Linked DNA regions of Mus musculus: region 1 is linked to region 2. A link is a loop called in an ENCODE intact Hi-C map of the cell type or tissue named here. Cell type or tissue: left cerebral cortex. All regions are shown on one strand. Each heading gives the region's core, and the rest is flanking DNA. Links, peaks and the distances in the headings are about the cores only.

Region 1 (10,337 bases), core at 1,113-9,112, 67 kb after region 2:
CTTTGCTTCTGGCCCCTGAGCAATGGGATTAAAGGCAAGTGCCACTACACCCAGCTTACCTTGTTCTTGAGGACCTGTCTGGTTGGTAAACAGGTGTGGAGGGCTATGATTGCGTGCAGAGCTTGACCTTTCTGGGTATGGGACAATTCCCTAACTGAATCAATAGAAGCGACTTTCAGTCATGTGGTCTACACACTGTTCTCTATCACTTGGCTTGTCTCATGACCTGGCAGTCTGGAAGGCTGAATACACCTACCATATTTTTTTCCTGCTATCAGTTTCTGGAAAAAATTTGAACTACAACTTGCTGCTGCTAGAAAATGATTCACATAAAGTTAATTGTAAAGTTGTGGCTCATTACATCTCTCCACACATCTAGTGTGCTCTGAATTCCCAATGTGTCTTCACACATGGATTAGAAAGTTAGTGTTAGGAATGTGAGCAAGCAAAGAGTGAGAGGCTGTAGCTCCTGCCTGTAGTGTGCTACAGATAGGTTATAGCGAATGTGGGGATCCCAACACAGGTACGTGTGGAGCCCTTCCTGCCAGGACCAGCCTTCCTCTTGCTCCTCTGAGCATTGTTCTGTGAAGCTCACAGGGTATGTGGTAAGCGAAGGGGCTGCCATTTGCTCTTGATGAGCTATGTGAAGCCCCCTTTGATTCATCCATCCCAGGGGAAGGGTCTCTTCTTAGGTCGCCTCTAGCTTTTCTTTTGTGTTTTGAAGAGAGTGCATTTTGAAGTTAGAGCCTGTGAAATAGAGCATGGTTGGTGTAGCAGAGTGTAGCTGTAAAACAAACCATCTAATGTTGTTACCACTGACCAGTGGAGTAGTGAGTTCCACCCATGCAGAAAACCTAGTTAGAAACAGATGGGAAAATGGACTTGCTAACTGACCAATGAGATTACTCCAGGCTCCTCAGGCCTCTGACACAGCCATCTCCTTAATGCCTGTAGTCTCTCACACCTCCCCACAGAAGAGTAAGCCTACAGTCAGAAGATGTCTCTCCCTGTGGGAGAGAGCTGGGTGTGGTGATGCTGGTTTGTAATCTAGCATTTGGGAGGCAGAGAAGGCAGATCTCTGATATAGAGAGTTCCAAGCCAGTCAGGGTTCCATAGTGAGATCCTGTCTTAAAAAGCTAGAACAGGTGACCATGAGGACTCTACTCCCATTCCACACAGACGGGAAGTCTCCAGTGTGCAAGCTGGGAGAGGGTATTGTGTTTGGATTAGAAGTTTAGGATTCCACTGCCAGATATCTAAACCATTGCAATATGAGACATCGTTACCTAACCAGGACGGTGGGAGGAGTATACCGAGGATCAGCAGCTTCTCTGTGATGTGAGCAAGCATGGCCTGGAGTCTCAGCCCTAGGGAGGTGGCTTGGGCATGTGCAGACCCTGCCCAGGACGACAAGGGGCTATGTGGTCTTCCATAGCAGCCTGCTTCACAGAAAGAGGACAGCTGTCATACGAGATGATTAGGAGACAGTGCTTTGTATGGTTGCAGACATGGACACCTTACTGGTCCAGGTTATGTTCTCCCGGTCCATCACACTACCCACTGGTAACCACTGTGAACCAGCTCCTGCCCCTGGATATAGGTGATGTAGAAGACACTGCTGGGTACCTTGGTTGCAACTCCTCATTGCTGCCCATCTAGAATCTCAAAGTCTGGTCAGGTAGGTGACCCATAGGCATTTGAAGATGATCCCTTTCCCCAGGCTGTCAGTGGGAGCAGAGGGCAAGCCCAGTTTCAGTGGAGCTGCTGTGTTGAGGTCACTAACCCTAGTGCACTCCTTCATGGTGGCGTATCCAAGCTCTGAACCTGGTATCATGTTTTTTTTTTTTTTTTTTTTTTTTTTTTTTTTTTCTTAAAAAAAAAAAAACGTGCAAATGTCCTAAGGTAACTATTTTTTCCTCAGCATGGCCCTTATCACTGGTTAGGGCCGGGTCTGTCCCTGAAAAGTCCTTGACATTTCCTGCCCCAGGTCTGAGAACAGACTGGGACATGTCCTGCATAGACTCACAGCTAGAGGGCATGGGATAGTCATGGCCATTATTCATGGATAGATTCCTGTCTGTAGAGCACAAACAGATACATGTGCAAGAGTGTGTGAGTTCACAGCTACAAGAAGTTACAGCTCCTCTTATGTGTTTTTTTTAAAGATTTTTTTTTATGTATATGAGTACACTGTAGCTGTTCAAGGGGTCGTGAGCCATCATGTGGTTGCTGAGAATTGAACTCAGGACTTATGCTCGCTCTGGCCCCAATCAGATTTATTTATTATTAGATGTAAGCTCACTGTGGCTATCTTTAGACACACAAGAAGAGGGAGTTAGATCTCATTACAGAGGTTGTGAGCCACCATGTGGTTGCTAGGATTTGAACTCAGAACCTTCAGAAGAGCAGTCAGTGCTCTTACCCACTTAGCAATCTCACCAGCTCCTCTTTTGTGGTTTGGTGGGAAGCAGGGTGGGTTGTTCCCAGTACCTGGGCATATTGTTTCTGCAGGTGGAGTGGAACTTGTCAGGCTGGGGCTATGTCTTTATGGGTGGGGGGTAATGCCCAGTAAAACCTGTCTCAATTTCTCTTGATGGGAGGCATGTTCCTGACTAGTTTGAGATTAGCTGCAGGGTTTCTAGAACAGTGCTTGTCAGGGTAGTAGAGAAGAAGGGGCTCCGAGTCTTGGACAGTGTTTAGAAGAGGCTTGACTGTGGCCTGTGCTGGGTGATGGCCTGCCTGGGTGCATATAGTCCAGCCCATGATGTTCTTATCTATAGACTGCAGTGGTCTTTCCATGTGAGTGATCATCCAGTTGTTTTTTAGACAGGTGTGCCTTGGGACAGTTGCCCTGGGAAGTTGGACTCCTATTTATCTATAGACTGGGAGGCTGCTGGACCTTAAGTCTTCAGGCAGTGTAGTTGTGCGAGCTACACTTATGTTTATATGGCCCGTGGGTCTTTGGGACAGTGGGAGTGGATGCAGTGTGAGTCTTTAGGATACATCCCAGAAGACTTGTGGGATGTGTACCGTGCATTTAACTGGGTGGGAATATTTGCCTCCAACTCTGGAAAAAGGAAAACCCATTAGCATCCAGATAGGTCCTCCTGTTGGTTCTTCTTGCGCGCGCTCAACAGGCCAGGAAGAACGACGCTGCTACAGGATCCTTCTGCACACATTTATTCAGTCCTGTTTCTTCTTTCTCCATATATCTCCCTTGTTTATATCTCCCTTGTTTTTATCTCCCTTGTTTATATCTCTCCCTTGTTTATATCTCCCTGTTTATATCTCCCCTGTTTATATCTCCCCTGTTTTTATATCTCCCCCGAACCCTGGGCCTCTCACTCTTTTATACTCTCTCTCATCCACGCACCGCAGGCCACACCCCCTCGCCAGTCACAAGGCTTCAGCTAATCAGGGCAGCAGGGGCAAATCTCCACCAAATTGGATTCACCTGTATCCTGGTACACCTGCGCAGCACTCAAGATGTTTGTGTCTTATATGAGGAAGTCAGGTGCAAGTCATATGACTTAGCTGCAGTCCCTGGCGCCTTTGGGACTGCCGCCACACCCGCTCCCCACAGGTTCTCATTGAACCCTGAGCTAAAAGGGGTGCATAAGAGGGATCCCCTGGACTGGAGCCCTCCCTACTGCAGGTCACTCCAGCCTGGCCCCTGGCTGCCCTTGCCTTCTGCTTAACAGGTAGTCTCCTGGTCCTCAACCCCTGGCCTGGGTTCTGAAACCCAGAAATCAAGAATTGATCCTTTGTTCTCTAGTCACATCTGCCTGGCCTCAATGCTGGCTGGTCAGGCAGCACAAACTAGAAAAACAAACTAGTGGGTTTGATCAGCCTTGGTAGCACACTTCTCCTGCTAGCTGTGGGTCTGGCTGAGAGGGGCCACTTTCTACATCACATTGGCAGGGCTGGTCTGAGAGAAGGCATAACCCTAGGTAGATGGAACTGTCCTTATGCAATGCATGGGACAGGAAGACCAGTTGGGGATTGCTGTGTCTTCTGGGCAGGATCATGCTCCACTAGAGAGGAGTGTTTGGTGCTGTAAGCTGCCATACGGTTGCTGGGAATTGAACTTTGAGTCTTTGAAACCTTAGGGAGGGGCTAGAACCCACAATCTCTTTGTCTCAGGCAGCCTCTAGGTAGAGCCCCTTGGTCATGGCAGACTGCCCCTTCTGTTTGGCTGGCCACTCCTTCCAGATCCTCATTCTGGAGGAGCCTGTGGCTAGGGGCCACTGCTCAGCGTCATATCATACTGTCCTGTCTGTTCCCAGTGGCATGAAAGTAGATGGTATCTTCTTCCTGTTTAGACCCTGTAAACCACAGAGAATCCAGTGAACTGGAACCATAGCCTGGAAGAGGGTGCGAGTTTGGGGACCTGACTATATGTGTCCTGGGCAATCTGCTGCCTTCTGGGCCACTGCCATTATGGAGCAACTAAAGTATCATCAGATTTTTTTTTAGGGGAAGGCACAGAAGATCCACTCTGACCCTGTGTGTCTCTGAACATGTGGAGCCTGGGCAGGAGGATCTGTGAGAGTCTCTCATGAAGAGAAGCAGCCCTTCCCATGTTCTGAGTGGAATGTGGGGGAGGTGAGCCACAGGGTGGAGAACAGCCTGGTACTGCTTATCCATCAGATCACCTACTGTTAGCCTGGAGAGCTACTTGGCAGACCCCTTGCACTTCCTCTAAGTTCTGAGATGCGCGCTGGCCTTAGGGAATCATGCCCAGCACCTGACCCCAGTGAAGAAAGTTGTTGAAAGGACTGAGGTGAGGCCTTCCCACTACCTTCTTCTCTTTTAAGTCAGGAACCACAGAACTTTTAATGTTTAATAATTAGGAGACAGTTTGCCAGGATGTGAGGACTCTAAAACTCACGTGAAAAACTGGGAGGGGAAGGGGAACACTTTGTAAACCTAACACATGCTTTATAAAACCTAAGTACTTTCAAGTCCCTGTTCCAGTATCACTGTTGATGGGCAGGGGAGGCGCACGCCTTCAATCCCAGCGCTTGGGAGGCAGTGGCAGGTGGATCTCTGGGTTCAAGACCAGCCTGGTCTACAGAACATGTTCCAGGATAGCCAGGGCTGTCAGACAAGCCCTGTGTTGGGAAAAAAAATAACAAAAAACCAAACAAAGGAAGCAACAACAACAACAACAAACCCAAATAAATCCTGTATCCACAGAGTAATTAGATGAATGAAGCAGTTTGGCTTTCTCAAGGCTTGGGGAAATGGCATTTTGGATTTCAGTGTAAGTTATCGGCAGCTCTCACCGCTTATGTGTGGCAGCTGTCTTCTTTATGACTTCAAGTTCCATCACAGTGTGGGCCTGAAGTCAGTGTTCTTTTTAATCCACAGTGTCAATATGATTACTCATTTGGTATCTGTTCTAGTTGGGAAATGGTTGAAACTCTGCCACACCACCTCCAATAGGATCTGTGTGACAAGTTCCCCAGACTGAAGCGATCGACCTTAAAACAGGAAGCTCTCCTGGAACCGGTTGTGGAACTCTTTGCTGGAGAAAAATTATTGAACCGTAGTTCTCATGGCAATCTATCTGTTTTGTTTTCTCTTATTCCTTTTCTTACTTACGTGTTCCTGGGTATCCTAGGCCAGATTCTTAAGCGAGAATAGTGGGTACGAAACTATATCCCTCGAGATGGGGTCACTAGCATGACCTTATCCCAGGGGAAATCAATGCTTTGCTTTTTAAATAATTTACAAAACTGTTGTGATAAACAAAAAACTTTCCCAACAATGAAATTTCATATAGCTACACATGTGTCATCAGCAGTTGGTTTTGGTATATGGTAAAGAAAGCCTTAATTAGAAAGAATTAAAATAGTTAAAATGTATGCATCAAACATTTATTAAAAAATCAGGCATTAGATGTTAAATAAAAAATGAACATATGGGGTTAGAGAGTTAGCCCGGCGGTTAAGAGCAGTGACCATAAGGATTTATTAACCTGCTCTTGGAAATATGCCACTAGCCTTGGATGTCTGCCTCACTGAATAAATCCTTTTAGAATTGTTATATTTGGATGCTTTATATTAATAATGATCTTACCTGTTCTGCTTGTGATTCACTGAATACATAGTTTCAGAGTTGTAACATTTGGATGATTTTTGTGCTTTACTCTGCCAAATGACTTTTGTTGGTATTTGTGATTATTTTGCTGGATACAGTTTTTAAGAGTTGTAATTTTTTTTTTTTTTTTTTTTTTAAAGATTTATTTATTTATTATATGTAAGTACACTGTAGCTGTCTTCAGACACTCCAGAAGAGGGAGTCAGATCTTGTTACAGATGGTTGTGAGCCACCATGTGGTTGCTGGGATTTGAACTCCTGACCTTCGGAAGAGCAGTCGGGTGCTCTTACCCACTGAGCCATCTCACCAGCCCGTAATTTTTTTTTTTTTTTTTTTTTTTTTTAATGTATAAAATCCCCTGCTTGAGAGCTGCAGAATACACTCAGATTCAAACTGCTTCTGTGTTTGTTTCTGTTTGTCCCAGCCAAATTCTTACCCACCTCACCTAGCTTTAAGGACCCTCATTCCAGGGACCCCGATACCTGACTGGTGTGCTCTGTGACAAAACTCGTCTTCTACCTGCTGTAAGTGTGTCTCCACCACCAAGGTGATTTTCTATATGGACTTGGGATCCATCGTGGCCAGGTCACTTGTTGCCCTGATTAGTGGTGATATCTCTATTTATCTATTTTTTCTTAGTCCGTGTTCTATTACTATGAAATGATGCCATGAACACAGCAACTCTTTTGGTTTTTTTAAGATTTATTTATTATTTTATATATAAGTACACTGTTGCTGTCTTCAGACACACCAGAAGAGGGCGTCAGATCTCATCATGGGTGGTTGGGAGCCACCATGTGGTTGCTGGGATTTGGACCTTCAGAAGAGCAGTCAGTGCTCTTACTTGCTGAGCCAACCTGCCAGCCCCACTGCAACTCTGATAAAGGAAAATATTAACAAGGTCTGGCTTACAGATTCAGAAGCTTAGTCTGTTATCCTCATAAGAGAGAAGCATGGCGGCATGCAGGCAGACATGGTGGGCGGCATGCAGGCTGACATGGTGCTGGAGAGGGAGCTGAGAGTTCTACATCCGCATCAGCAGGCAGCAGGAAGAGAGAGTACCCCTAGATTGGCATGAGCATTTGAAACCTCAAAGCCTATCCCCAGTGACATTCTTTAGCTACCAAGGCCACATGCCCTAATGGCTATCAAGTAGCTCTGTTCCCTAGTGATCAAGCATTCAAATATATGATCGTACGGGGGCCATTCCTATTCAAACCACCACACCTATACTGAAGTTTCTCAGCCAACAAGCTCTGAGCAACTGCTTCTTGAGATAACACAATTTGGGGGAGGGGTTTGGTTGTGGGCTCCATCTCTTAGTAGTTGGACACACTGGTGAGCTGAACAGGAATTGCTATGCTGAGGGCAAGACCCTCAGTGGATGGGGCTAACAGCTACCTCACTCAGAGTCTCTGATGGCTCTGAATCTACCCAGGCATATGTGGAAGTCTGAATGAGAATGGCTCCCCACAGACTCCTGTATTTGAATGCTTGGACCTCAGTTGGTAGAACTGGTAAAGATTAGGAGGTATAGCCTTATTAGAGGAGGTGTGTCACTGGGGTAGATTTTGAGGTTCAAAAAGCCAGGCTCTTTCTGTTTCTGTCTCTGTCTGTCTGTATGTCCGTCCCTGTCTCTGCCTCCATCTTGTGGATCAGATGTAAGCTTACAGCTGCTGCTCAAGCACAGCGCCTGTCTGCTTGTCTACTTGTGGCCATGTTTCCCACCATGATGACCATGGACTAACCCTCTGAACTGTAAGCAAGTCCCTCATTAAATATTCTGTTTGTCTGACTGTCTGTCTGTCTGTCTCTCTGTTGTTGTTGTTTGTTTTTGAGATAAGGTTTCTCTGTGTAACAGTCCTGGCTGTCTTTGAACTTGATTTGTAGACCAGGCTGGCCTCAATCTCACAGAGACCCACCTGCCTCTGCCTCTGGAGTGCTGAGATTAAAATTGTGCACCAGCAGCGCCCTGCTTAAATGATTTCTTTCATAAGTCGCCCTTATCACATAAGGTGTCTCTTCACAGCAATGGAACAGTAACTAAGACAGCATCTCTGGAGCCTGTGTCGACCTTGCCATCTGGGTGGTGAGAGACTCCAGGGTACTGTCCTCCAACAAGCAGCCGACCCTGGCTTACAGCCACCTTCATACCACTGGCCAAAGCAAAGAGGCAAGGATTTTAGTGTTCTGTTGTCTTAGCCACACAAGGAGGGCGGTGATCAAGGCTTTCTCCTAAGCTAAGAACCAGAGCTGGCCACGAGGGACAGGATTAGGGAGCCATACCATGGATTGCTATGGCTGTGTGGGTCAGCTGCCATCTTGTCAATCTGTGTGGGACCTGCCCTCTCCAGTGTTAACTATGTTCAGCAGTTCTCAGAGTGCTAAATTAATTCAGTCAGTAAGGAAGGAACTTTGAGATGGTTCTTACTATGTATGACCTGGCTGACCTGCCTTACCGACCCCCGTTTCGTTTTATACCAGACAGGGTATCCCTTGGCCTTGAACTCACGCAGCTCTGCCTGTCTCTGCCTCCAGAGTATTCAGATTAAAAGCTCTTTATTTTATTTCCTTAGAAATAAAATTTTCATACAGTAAAAGTCTACAAAAATACATTCTTGTATTTATTTCTTACATCACTGTCATTTTTCAAAGGTCTCTTTTTTTATCCCAAGTTTGTAAAATTTTTTTTTTTCCTTCTTAGTATAAATAAAGCTTTGAAGAAAGTATTTCCGACATTTAGTTACACATCTACAGAACTATTGGCCTGCCCTCAAATTGCTATTAGGCACAAAAATTAGGAAATCTGTGGATTCCTCATAGGTCCATCTGGAGCCACTCCCTCCAAGACCTCTCTGAGAGGGCTTACATGGACGGTGAGGAGAAAGAAAGTCTGACTTGACCAAGGAAATCTTCATGGCTCAGACATTCCAGCTGTCAGGGCTCTGCCCACCTGGTGATATAGGAAGGGGAGGTGAGTGAAGGGCCAGCTGTCCCTTCTGAGCCTTGAGGAGGTCTCATTTCTCATTAGGATTCAACAGTTAAGCTAGATCACTGGTGTGTGCTATGTGTGTGTGTGTGTTAGGGGTGGAGGGTAGAGGGTGGTAGAGGGTGGGGCATTGGGCACCACACCTGAGCCAGTAGGTAAGCTTCCTAGGGATTTAAGTTCAGTTTTCACTGAACCTATGCCCCATCTGGCATGCTGAAAACTGGCTCTCTTGTAGTCAAGGAAGTGGAAGGTCTTGACTGGCACTTCCCTGTCCATCTCCTGGCGGCTCTGAGGCAGGATAATGTCCATCCTGAGAGGCACACAGAGGTAAGGCGGCTCTGGGTGGCCAGCCGAGGGGGGCACTTGCCTGCCTTCTAGAATAGTTCAAGAAGCTGGCAAAACATGTTGACCGTATTTGTTTTGAAAGGAAGTTGGCTTGGATTTGGGGAATTAGTGCTCATGTTTCTTTGAAATCAATCTTTTTAGATTTTGTTTCAGCCTCTTAATGTTTGTGATGCTGAGGATTAACCCAGGGGTTTGCCCTTCAGTCTGTGGCTGAAGCAGCACTCAACCATAGAATTATACCTCAAGCCCAGTTTCACTTGGGACAGGAGAGCCTTTTGGAGTTTGGAAAGCCCGCAAGAAAGTTCCACCCCAGCACAGAGGTATCAGAATTTCCTGGACTATTTGGGCTGAAGATTTTTTGGTGGGGGCACTGGGATCAGGGGCTTACTGGCTTGGTTCAGTGATTTGGTCCTGGCTCATGACTGGGACCCTGTTTTTATAAGAATGTCTGGGCTCTGAGGCCCTAACAGACTTGTCCTTGTTCACAGCCATAGAGAGAAGGTTGGCCTCTGCCCTGAATTATCTACCCTTCCCTTCTCAGGGGTATTGTTGGAATATTATAAAGAATAGATAGGCTCAGAGGTTTTCTGGTTAGTGACGGTCAAAGCACAGACCTCTGTAAACTTCAGGGCTGCCCTTAGCTTAGGGGCATTCCATACCAGCCAGGTTCCTGTTGCCTCTTCGGCCCCTAGTCTGATGGTGGAAAGCTTGATGAAAACCTGTGTTTTAGAGCACTGAGTTCAAGGGAAGTCTCTCTCAGGGACAGAGCTGCCCATGGGGGGGTCTGTGTGACCTTGTGAGTGGTTTCCATGGGAGGTCGATGTGGGCATGGATTCTTTTTTTTTTTTTTTTAAGTAGGTATTTTCCTCATTTACATTTTCAATGCTATCCCAAAGG
Region 2 (10,337 bases), core at 1,766-9,765:
TGACCTGTGCTCTGGTGTGCTCCTTCATGGTAGAATATCCAAGCTCTGAACCTGGTGTCATTTTTTTCCTTAATAAATGTACGAATAGCCTAAGGTAACTATTTTTTTCCTCAGCATGGCCCTTATCACTGGTTAGGGCCGGGTCTGCCCCTGAAAAGTGCTTGACATTTCCTGTCCCAGGTCTGAGGACAGACTGGGACATGTCCTGCATAGACTCACAGCTGGGTAATGGGATAGTCATGGCCATTATTATTCATGAATCACTTCCTGTCTATAGAACACACACAGACGTGCAAGAGTACATAAGTGCATACACACACACACACACACACGTACACCTACCAGAAGTTACAGCTCTTCTTTGTGGGATTTTTTTAAGATTTATTTTTTTTATGTATATGAGTACACTCTAGCTATACAGATGGTTGTGAGCCATCATGTGGTTGCTGGGAATTGAACTCAGAACTTATGCTTGCTCCGGCCCCAATCAGATTGATTTATTTTTAGATGTATTTTTAGATGTAAGCACACTGTGGCTATCCTTAGACACACAAGAAGAGGTCATCAGATCTCATTACAGAGGTTGTGAGCCACTATGTGGTTGCTGGTATTTGAACTCAGGACCTTCAGAAGAGCAGTCAGTGCTCTTACCCGCTGAGCCATCTCACCAGCCCCTCTTTTGTGGTTTGGTGGGAAGCAGGGTAGGTTGTTCCCAGTACCTGGGCATATTGTTTCTGCAGCTGGAGTGGAACTTGTCAGGCTGGGGCTATGTCTTTATGGGTAGGGGGTAATGCCCAGTAAAACCTGTCTCAATTTCTCTTGATGGGAGGCATCTTCCTGACTAGTTTGAGATTAGCTGCAGGGTTTCTAGAACAGTGCTTGTCAGGGTAGTAGAGAAGAAGGGGCTCTGAGTCTTGGACAGTGTTCAGAAGAGGCTTGACTGTGGCCTGTGCTGGGTGATGGCCTGCCTGGGTGCATATAGTCCAGCCCATGATGTTCTTTTTTTTTTTTTTTTTTTTTTTTGGTTTTTCGAGACAGGGTTTCTCTGTGTAGCCCTGGCTGTCCTGGCACTCACTCTGTAGACCAGGCTGGCCTCGAACTCAGAAATCCGCCTGCCTCTGCCTCCCGGGTGCTGGGATTAAGCCCATGATGTTCTTATCTACAGGACTGCAGTAGTCTTTCCGTGTTGGTCATCATCCAGCTGTTATTTAGACAGGTGTGCCTTGGGACAGTTGCCCTGGGAAGTTGGACTCCTATTTATCTATAGAATGGGTGGCTGTTGGGCCCTGCCTTAGTGTTCAGGCAGTGTAGTTGTGAGAGCTACATTTTTGGTTATGTGGCCCGTGGGTCTTTGGGACAGTGGGAGTGAGTGCAGTGTGAGTCTTTAGGATACATTCCAGGTGACTCATGGGATGTGTACCGTGCATTTAACTTGGATGGGAATATTTGCCTCCAACTCTGGAAAAAGGAAAACCCATTAGCATCCAGATAGGTCCTCCTGTTGGTTCTCATTGAACCCTGAGCTAAAAGGGGTGCATAAGAGGGATCCCCTGGACTGGAGCCCTCCCTACTGCAGGTCACTCCAGCCTGGCCCCTGGCTGCCCTTGCCTTCTGCTTAACAGGTAGTCTCCTGGTCCTCAACCCCTGGCCTGGGTTCTGAAACCCAGAAATCAAGAATTGATCCTTTGTTCTCTGGTCACATCTGCCTGGCCTCGATGCTGGCTGGTCAGGCAGCACCAACTAGAAAAGCAAACTAGTGTTTGATCAGCCTTGGTAGCACACTTTTCCTGCTAGCTGTGTTCTGGCTGAGGGGGGCCACTTTCTTTTTTCCTTCCTTCCTTCCATCCTTTCTGTCTGTCTGTCTGTCTGTCTGTCTGTCTGTCTGTCTGTCTGTCTCTTTCTCTCTTTTTTTTGGGGGGGGGGTGGTTTCGAGACAGGGTTTCTCTGTATAGCCCTGGCTGTCCTGGAACTTACTTTGTAGACCAGGCTGGCCTCGAATTCAGAAATCCGCCTGCCTCTGCCTCCTGAGTGCTGGGATTAAAGTCATGGGTCACCATGCCCCGCTGATCTTTCTTTCTTATTATATATTTTCTTCATTTACATTTCAAATGCTATCCTGAAAGTCCCCTATACCCTCCTCCACCCACCCTGATTCCAAACCCACCCACTCCTGCTTCTTGGCCCTGGCATTCCCCTGTATTGGGGTATATGATTCTTCACAAGACCAGGGGACTCTCCTCCCATTGATGGCCAACTGGGCCATCCTCTGCTACATATGCAACTAGAGACACAGCTCTGGGGGGTACTGGTTAGTTCATATTGTTGTTCCTCCTATAGGGTTGTAGACCCCTTTAGCTCCTTGGGTACTTTCTCTGGCTCCTTCATTAGGGGCCCTGTTTTCCATGCAATAGATGACTGTGAGCATCCACTTCTGCATTTGCCAGGCACTGGCATAGCCTCACAAGAGATAGCTATATCAGGGTCATGTCTGCAAAATCTTTCTGGCATATGCAATAATAGTGTCTGGGTTTCGTGGTTGTATATGGAATGGATCCCCAGGGTGGGGCAGTCTCTGGATGGTCCTTCCTTCTATCTCAGCTCCGAACTTAGTCTCTATAACTCCTTCCATGGTTTTTTGTTCTCCATTCTAAGAAGAAATGAAGTATCCACACTTTGGTCTTCCTTCTTGAGTTTCATGTGTTTTGCAAATTGTATCTTGGGTATTCTAAGTTTCTGGGCTAATATCCGCTTGTCAGTGAGTGCATATCATGGGAGGCTCCACTTTCTACATCACATTGGCAGGGCTGGTCTGAGAGAAGGCGGAACCCTAGGTAGATGGAACTGTCCTTATGCAATGCATGGGACAGCAAGACCAGTTGGGGATTGCTGTGTCTTCTGGGCAGGATCATGCTCCACTAGAGAGGAGTGTTTGGTGCTGTAAGCTGCCATATGGTTGCTGGGAATTGAACTTTGAGTCTTTGAAACCTTAGGGAGGGGCTAGAACCCACAATCTCTTTGTCTCAGGCAGCCTCTAGGTAGAGCCCCTTGGTCATGACAGACTGCCCCTTCTGTTTGGCTGGCCACTCCTTCCAGATCCTCATTCTGGAGGAGCCTGTGGCTAGGGGCCACTGCTCAGCGCCATATCACACTGTCCTGTCTGTTCCCAGTGGCACGAAAGTAGATGGTGTCTTCTTCCTGTTTAGACCCTGTAAACCACAGAGAATCCACGGAACTAGGGCCACAGTCTGGAAGAAGGGTGCAAGTTTGGGGACCTGACTATATGTGTCCTGGGCAATCTGCTGCCTTCTGGGCCACTGCCCTTATGGAGCAGCTAAAGTATCATCAGATTTTTTTTTTTTTGGGTGGGGGGTGGGCACAGAAGATCCACTCTGACCCTGTGTGTCTCTGAACATGTGGAGCCTGGGCAGGAGGATCTGTGAGAGTCTCTCATGAAGAGAAGCAGCCCTTCCCATGTTCTGAGTGGAATGTGGGGGAGGTGAGCCACAGGGTGGAGAACAGCCTGGTACTGCTTATCCATCAGATCACCTGCTGTTAGCCTGGAGAGCTACTTGGCAGACCCCTTGCACTTCCTCTAAGTTCTGAGATGCGTGCTGGCCTTAGGGAATCATGCCCAGCACCTGATCCCAGTGAAGAAAGTTGTTGAAAGGACTGAGGTGAGGCCTCCCCACTACCTTCTTCTCTTTTAAGTCAGGAACCACAGAACTTTTAATGTTTAATAATTAGGAGACAGTTTGCCAGGATGTGAGGACTCTAAAACTCACGTGAAGAACTGGGAGGGGAAGGGGAACACTTTGTAAACCTAACGATATCAGCTGTGGTGAGAGCACATGCTTTATAAAACCTAAGTACTTTCAAGTCCCTGTTCCAGTATCACTGTTGATGGGCAGGGGAGGCTCACGCCTTCAATCCCAGCGCTTGGGAGGCAGTGGCAGGTGGATCTCTGAGTTCAAGACCAGCCTGGTCTACAGAACATGTTCCAGGATAGCCAGGGCTGTCAGAGAAGCCCTGTTTTGCGAAAAAAACAAAAAAACAAAAAAACAAAAAAACAAAAAAACAAAAAACAAAAAACAAAAAACCAAACAAATGAAACAACAACAACAACAACAACAAACCCAAATAAATCCTGTGTCCACATAGTAATTAGATGAATGAAGCAGTTTGGCTGTTTCCCGGCTTGGGTAAATGGCATTTTGGATTTCAGTGTAAGTTATCGGCAGCTCTCACCGCTTATGTGTGGCAGCTGTCTTTTTTATGACTTCAAGTTCCATCACAGTGTGGGCCTGAAGTCAGTGTTCTTTTTAATCCACAGTGTCAATATGATTACTCATTTGGTATCTGTTCTAGTTGGGAAATGGTTGAAACTCTGCCACACCACCTCCAATAGGATCTGTGTGACAAGTTCCCCAGACTGAAGCGATCGACCTTAAAACTGGAAGCTCTCCTGGAACCGGTTGTGGGACTCTTTGCTGTTGAAAAATTATTGAACCGTAGTTCTCATGGCAATCTATCTGTTTTGTTTTCTCTTATTCCTTTTCTTACTTACGTGTTCCTGGGTATCCTAGGCCAGATTCTTAAGCGAGAATAGTGGGTACGAAACTATCCCTTGAGATGGGGTCACTAGCATGACCTTATCCCAGGGGAAATCAATGCTTTGCTTTTTAAATCATTTACAAAACTGTTGTGATAAACAAAAAACTTTCCCAACAATGAAATTTCATATAGCTACACATGTGTCATCAGCAGTTGGTTTTGGTATATGGTAAAGAAAGCCTTAATTAGAAAGAACTAAAATAGTTAAAATGTATGCATCAAACATTTATTAAAAAATCAGGCATTAGATGTTAAATAAAAAATGAACATATGGGGTTAGAGAGTTAGCCCGGCGGTTAAGAGCAGTGACCATAAGGATTTATTAACCTGCTCTTGGAAATATGCCACTAGCCTTGGATGTCTGCCTCACTGAATAAATCCTTTTAGAATTGTTATATTTGGATGCTTTATATTAATAATGATCTTACCTGTTCTGCTTGTGATTCACTGAATACATAGTTTCAGAGTTGTAACATTTGGATGATTTTTGTGCTTTACTCTGCCAAATGACTTTTGTTGGTATTTGTGATTATTTTGCTGGATACAGTTTTTAAGAGTTGTAATTTTTTTTAATGTATAAAATCCCCTGCTTGAGAGCTGCAGAATACACTCAGATTCAAACTGCTTCTGTGTTTGTTTCTGTTTGTCCCAGCCAAATTCTTACCCACCTCACCTAGCTTTAAGGACCCTCATTCCAGGGACCCCGATACCTGACTGGGGTGCTCTGTGACAAAACTTGTCTTGTACCTGCTGTAAGTGTGTCTCCACCACCAAGGTGATTTTCTATATGGACTTGGGATCCATTGTGGCCAGGTCACTTGTTGCCCTGATTAGTGGTGATATCTCTATTTATCTATTTTTTCTTAGTCCGTGTTCTATTACTATGAAATGATGCCATGAACACAGCAACTCTTTTGTTTTTTTTAAGATTTATTTATTATTTTATATATAAGTACACTGTTGCTGTCTTCAGACACACCAGAAGAGGGCGTCAGATCTCATCATGGGTGTTTGGGAGCCACCATGTGGTTGCTGGGATTTGGACCTTCAGAAGAGCAGTCAGTGCTCTTACTTGCTGAGCCAACCTGCCAGCCCCACAGCAACTCTGATAAAGGAAAATATTAACAAGGTCTGGCTTACAGATTCAGAGGCTTAGTCTGTTATCCTCATAAGAGAGAAGCATGAGCCGGGTGTGGTGGCGCACGCCTTTAATCCTAGCACTTGGGAGGCAGAGGCAGGCAGATTTCTGAGTTCGAGGCCAGCCTGGTCTACAGAGTGAGTTCCAGGACAGCCAGGGCTACACAGAGAAACCCTGTCTCGAAAAACCTAAAAAACAAAAAAACAAAAAAACAAAACAAAACAACAACAAAGAGAGAAGCATGGCGGCATGCAGGCAGACATGGTGCTGGAGAGGGAGCTGAGAGTTCTATATCCGCATCAGCAGGCAGCAGGAAGAGAGAGTACCCCTAGATTGGCATGAGCATTTGAAACCTCAAAGCCTATCCCCAGTGACATTCTTTAGCTACCAAGGCCACATGCCCTAATGGCTATCAAGTAGCTCTGTTCCCTAGTGACCAAGCATTCAAATATATGATCGTACGGGGGCCATTCCTATTCAAAACACCACACCTATACTGAAGTTTCTCAGCCAACAAGCTCCGAGCAACTGCTTCTTGAGATAACACAATTTGGGGGAGGGGTTTGGTTGTGGGCTCCATCTCTTAGTAGTTGGACACACTGGTGAGCTGAACAGGAATTGCTATGCTGAGGGCAAGACCCTCAGTGGATGGGGCTAACAGCTACCTCACTCAGAGTCTCTGATGGCTCTGAATCTACCCGGCATATGTGGAAGTCTGAATGAGAATGGCTCCCCACAGACTCCTGTATTTGAATGCTTGGACCTCAGTTGGTAGAACTGGTAAAGATTAGGAGGTATAGCCTTATTAGAGGAGGTGTGTCACTGGGGTAGATTTTGAGGTTCAAAAGCCAGGCAGGCTCTTTCTGTTTCTGTCTCTGTCTGTCTGTATGTCCGTCCCTGTCTCTGCTTCCATCTTGTGGATCAGATGTAAGCTTACAGCTGCTGCTCAAGCACAGTGCCTGTCTGCTTGTCTACTTGTGGCCATGTTTCCCGCCATGATGACCATGGATTAACCCTCTGTGTAAGCAAGCCCCTCATTAAATATTCTGTCTGTCTGTCTGTCTGTCTGTCTGTCTGTCTCTCTCTCTCTCTCTCTCTCTCTCTCTCTCTCTGTTGTTGTTGTTTGTTTTTGAGATAAGGTTTCTCTGTGTATCAGTCCTGGCTGTCTTTGAACTTGATTTGTAGACCAGGCTGAATCTCACAGAGACACACCTGCCTCTGCCTCTGGAGTGCTGAGATTAAAATTGTGCACCAGTAGTGCCCTGCTTAAATGCTTTCTTTCATAAGTCGCCCTTATCACATAAGGAGTCTTCACAGCAATGGAACAGTAACTAAGACAGCATCTCTGGAGCCTGTGTCGACCTTGCCATCTGGGTGGTGAGAGACTCCAGGGTACTGTCCTCCAACAAGCAGCCGACCCTGGCTTACAGCCACCTTCATACCACTGGCCAAAGCAAAGAGGCAAGGATTTTAGTGTTCTGTTGTCTTAGCCACACAAGGAGGGCGGTGATCAAGGCTTTCTCCTAAGCTAAGAACCAGAGCTGGCCACGAGGGACAGGATTAGGGAGCCATACCATGGATTGCTATGGCTGTGTGGGTCAGCTGCCATCTTGTCAGTCTGTGTGGGACCTGCCCTCTCCCGTGTTAACTATGTTCAGCAGTTCTCAGAGCGCTAAATTAATTCAGTCAGTAAGGAAGGAACTTTGAGATAGGCTCTTACTATGTATGACCTGGCTGACCTGCCTTACCGACCCCCGTTTCGTTTTATACCAGACAGGGTATGCCTTGGCCTTGAACTCACGCAGCTCTGCCTGTCTCTGCCTCCAGAGTATTCAGATTAAAAGCTCTTTATTTTATTTCCTTAGAAATAAAATTTTCATACAGTAAAAGTCTACAAAAATACATTCTTGTATTTATTTCTTACATCACAGTCATCTTTCAAAGGTCTCTTTTTTTATCCCAAGTTTGTAAAAAAATTTTTTTCCTTCTTAGTATAAATAAAGCTTTGAAGAAGAAAGTATTTCCGACATTTAGTTACACATCTACAGAACTATTAGCCCGCCCTCAAATTGCTATTAGGCACAAAAATTAGGAAATCTGTGGATTCCTCATAGGTCCATCTGGAGCCACTCCCTCCAAGACCTCTCTGAGAGGGCTAACATGGATGGTGAGGAGAAAGAGAAAGTCTGACTTGACCAAGGAAATCTTCATGGCTCAGACATTCCAGCTGCCAGGGCTCCGCCCGCCTGGTGATACAGGAAGGGGAGAGGAGGGAAGGGCCAGCTGTCCCTTCTGAGCCTTGGAGGAGGTCTCATTTCTCATTAGGATTCAACAGTTAAGCTAGGTCACTGGTGTGTCCTATGTGTGTGTGTGTGTTGGGATGGGGGGTAGAGGGTGGGGCATTGGGCACCACACCTGAGCCAGTAGGTAAGCTTCCTAGGGATTTAAGTTCAGTTTTCACTGAACCTATGCCCCATCTGGCATGCTGAGAACTGGCTGTCTTGTAGTCAAGGAAGTGGAAGGTCTTGACTGGCACTTCCCTGTCCATCTCCTGGCGGCTCTGAGGCAGGATAATGTCCATCCTGAGAGGCACACAGAGGTAAGGTGGCTTGGGTGGCCAGCCGAGGGGGGCACTTGCCTGTCTTCTAAAATAGTTCAAGAAGCTGGCAAAACATGTTGACGGTATTCGTCTTTGAAAGGAAGTTGGCTTGGATTTGGGGAATTAGTGCTCATGTTTCATTGAAATCAATCTTTTTAGATTTTGTTTCAGCCTCTTAATGTTTGTGATGCTGAGGATTAACCCAGGGATTTGCCCTTCAGTCTGTGGCTGAAGCAGCACTCAACCATAGAATTATACCTCAAGCCCAGTTTCACTTGGGACAGGAGAGCCTTTTGGAGTTTGGAAAGCCCGCAAGAAAGTTCCACCCCAGCACAGAGGTATCAGAATTTCCTGGACTATTTGGGCTGAAGATTTTTTGGTGGGGGCACTGGGATCAGGGGCTTACTGGCTTGGTTCAGTGATTTGGTCCTGGCTCATGACTGGGACCCTGTTTTTATAAGAATGTCTGGGCTCTGAGGCCCTGACAGACTTGTCCTTGTTCACAGCCATAGAGAGAAGGTTGGCCTCTGCCCTGAATTATCTACCCTTCCCTTCTCAGGGGTATTGTTGGAATATTATAAAGAATAGATAGGCTCAGAGGTTTTCTGGTTAGTGACGGTCAAAGCACAGACCTCTGTAAACTTCAGGGCTGCCCTTAGCTTAGGGGCATTCCATACTAGCCAGGTTCCTGTTGTCTCTTCCGCACCTAGTCTGATGGTGGAAAGCTTGATGAAAACCTGTGCTTTAGAGCACTGAGCTCAAGGGAAGTCTCTCTCAGGGACTGAGTTGTCCATGGGGGGTCTATGTGACCTTGTGAGTGGTTTTCATGGGAGGCCGATGTGGGCATGGATTCTGTGTGTCCCTGTGGTAAGCTGTCACTTAAGGCCAGCTATTGTATCCCAGTCTGGAGGCTGGCTTTGCAGAGGAGTGGGTAAAGTAAGGAAGCTTAGGTATATTTTGCTGGTGTCCACTGTGTTGGCCCAACAGGGTGGGAGAGATAAGAACTGAGGCTAAGTGTGGTGGCCTCAGAATGTCTGATGCGTGACAACTTTTCTCTGGGGAGACAATACTTAAATCATCTACTCATCCCAGATGAGGAACCCTAGAGTAACCAAAGTACAGATAGTGTACCACTAAAGTCCAATTTGATAAGGAATTAGTTTTATTGGGGTCACTTACTTGTGGGTGAGAGGTTACTTAAAGAAACAGAAATGATTCAGAGTTAACTGCATCACCAAAGCCCATCCCAGAGCATGGGTGTCAGCTTGCAGAGCTGAGGACCTGGAGCTCACTGTACAACCTCCAGGCAGCTCAGCAGTTTGGAGACTGTCCTTTCCAGGTGCCTCAGTTGATCTAAACCTCTTCTAGGTAGTTGTTCTGGTCTCAGTCTTAAAGATCCAGGGAGACCCTCATCTTTTATTGCTTACTCTGGAGGTGAGGTAGTGGTGTCTATTGAATCTGCTCAATTTCAGGGACTTCTAAAGGTATTTTGAGTTGTTTATCTGCCAGCTGAAGGAGCTTCCCACAAGATGGCATGTTCTATTCTCTGAGGAAGCCTTTACAGGACAATGCCTTTAATCCCACCACTGAGGCTGCATAAGCAGGAAGATCTCTTGTGAATTCAAAGCTAGCCGCAGTTACAAGTGAGATCACATTTCAATAATTAATCAAGCAAGCAAATAAATAAGTGAAATTACCTGCTGAGTGTGGTGGTGTATACCTTTAATCTCAGCACTGGGGAGGTAGAAGTAGGCAGACCTCTCTGATTTTCAAACCAGCCTGGACTACATAGCAACTGTAACCCAACTTTTGCCTACTTTGTGAGTTCTTCTCTGCCCTTATTGCACCTTTTCAATCCCCTCACACTAGATAGGAGAGAAAAAGGGATAGAGGGGAAAGGGGTGGTGGTGGACGTTATCATTAGACTACTTTCTGCTGATCAGGACATTGAATTCCTTGGCACAAGTTTGATATTCGAGGTCAGGATCT

The links. A loop is a pair of places that touch in the nucleus more often than their neighbours do. Peaks named below come from ENCODE experiments on the same cell type or tissue, not always from the same donor. Only the 100,000 strongest peaks of a DNase experiment are listed, where the experiment ranks them.
Region 1: it touches region 2 in a loop (6-fold over the local background); 7 of 42 quality-filtered maps call a loop at or near these places.

The regions. Positions count from the first base shown.
Region 1 is chr1:93,986,982-93,997,318 of GRCm38, forward strand. It overlaps Gal3st2c (galactose-3-O-sulfotransferase 2C), which reads left to right and starts at 3,524. Exons shown (of 8, transcript NM_001039219.3): 1 at 3,524-3,701; 2 at 4,465-4,783; 3 at 8,136-8,279; 4 at 8,930-9,080; 5 at 9,331-9,422. The coding sequence starts at 9,397. It also overlaps the pseudogene Gm7889. In left cerebral cortex, for the core only: a CTCF peak has its summit at 2,019; no DNase peak of the experiment used is centred there.
Region 2 is chr1:93,919,715-93,930,051 of GRCm38, forward strand. The region is part of intron 1 of Gal3st2b (galactose-3-O-sulfotransferase 2B); the gene reads left to right. Among named protein-coding and RNA genes, the nearest start is that of Gal3st2b, 6.4 kb to the left of the region's middle. In left cerebral cortex, for the core only: a CTCF peak has its summit at 5,597 (motif pointing right); no DNase peak of the experiment used is centred there.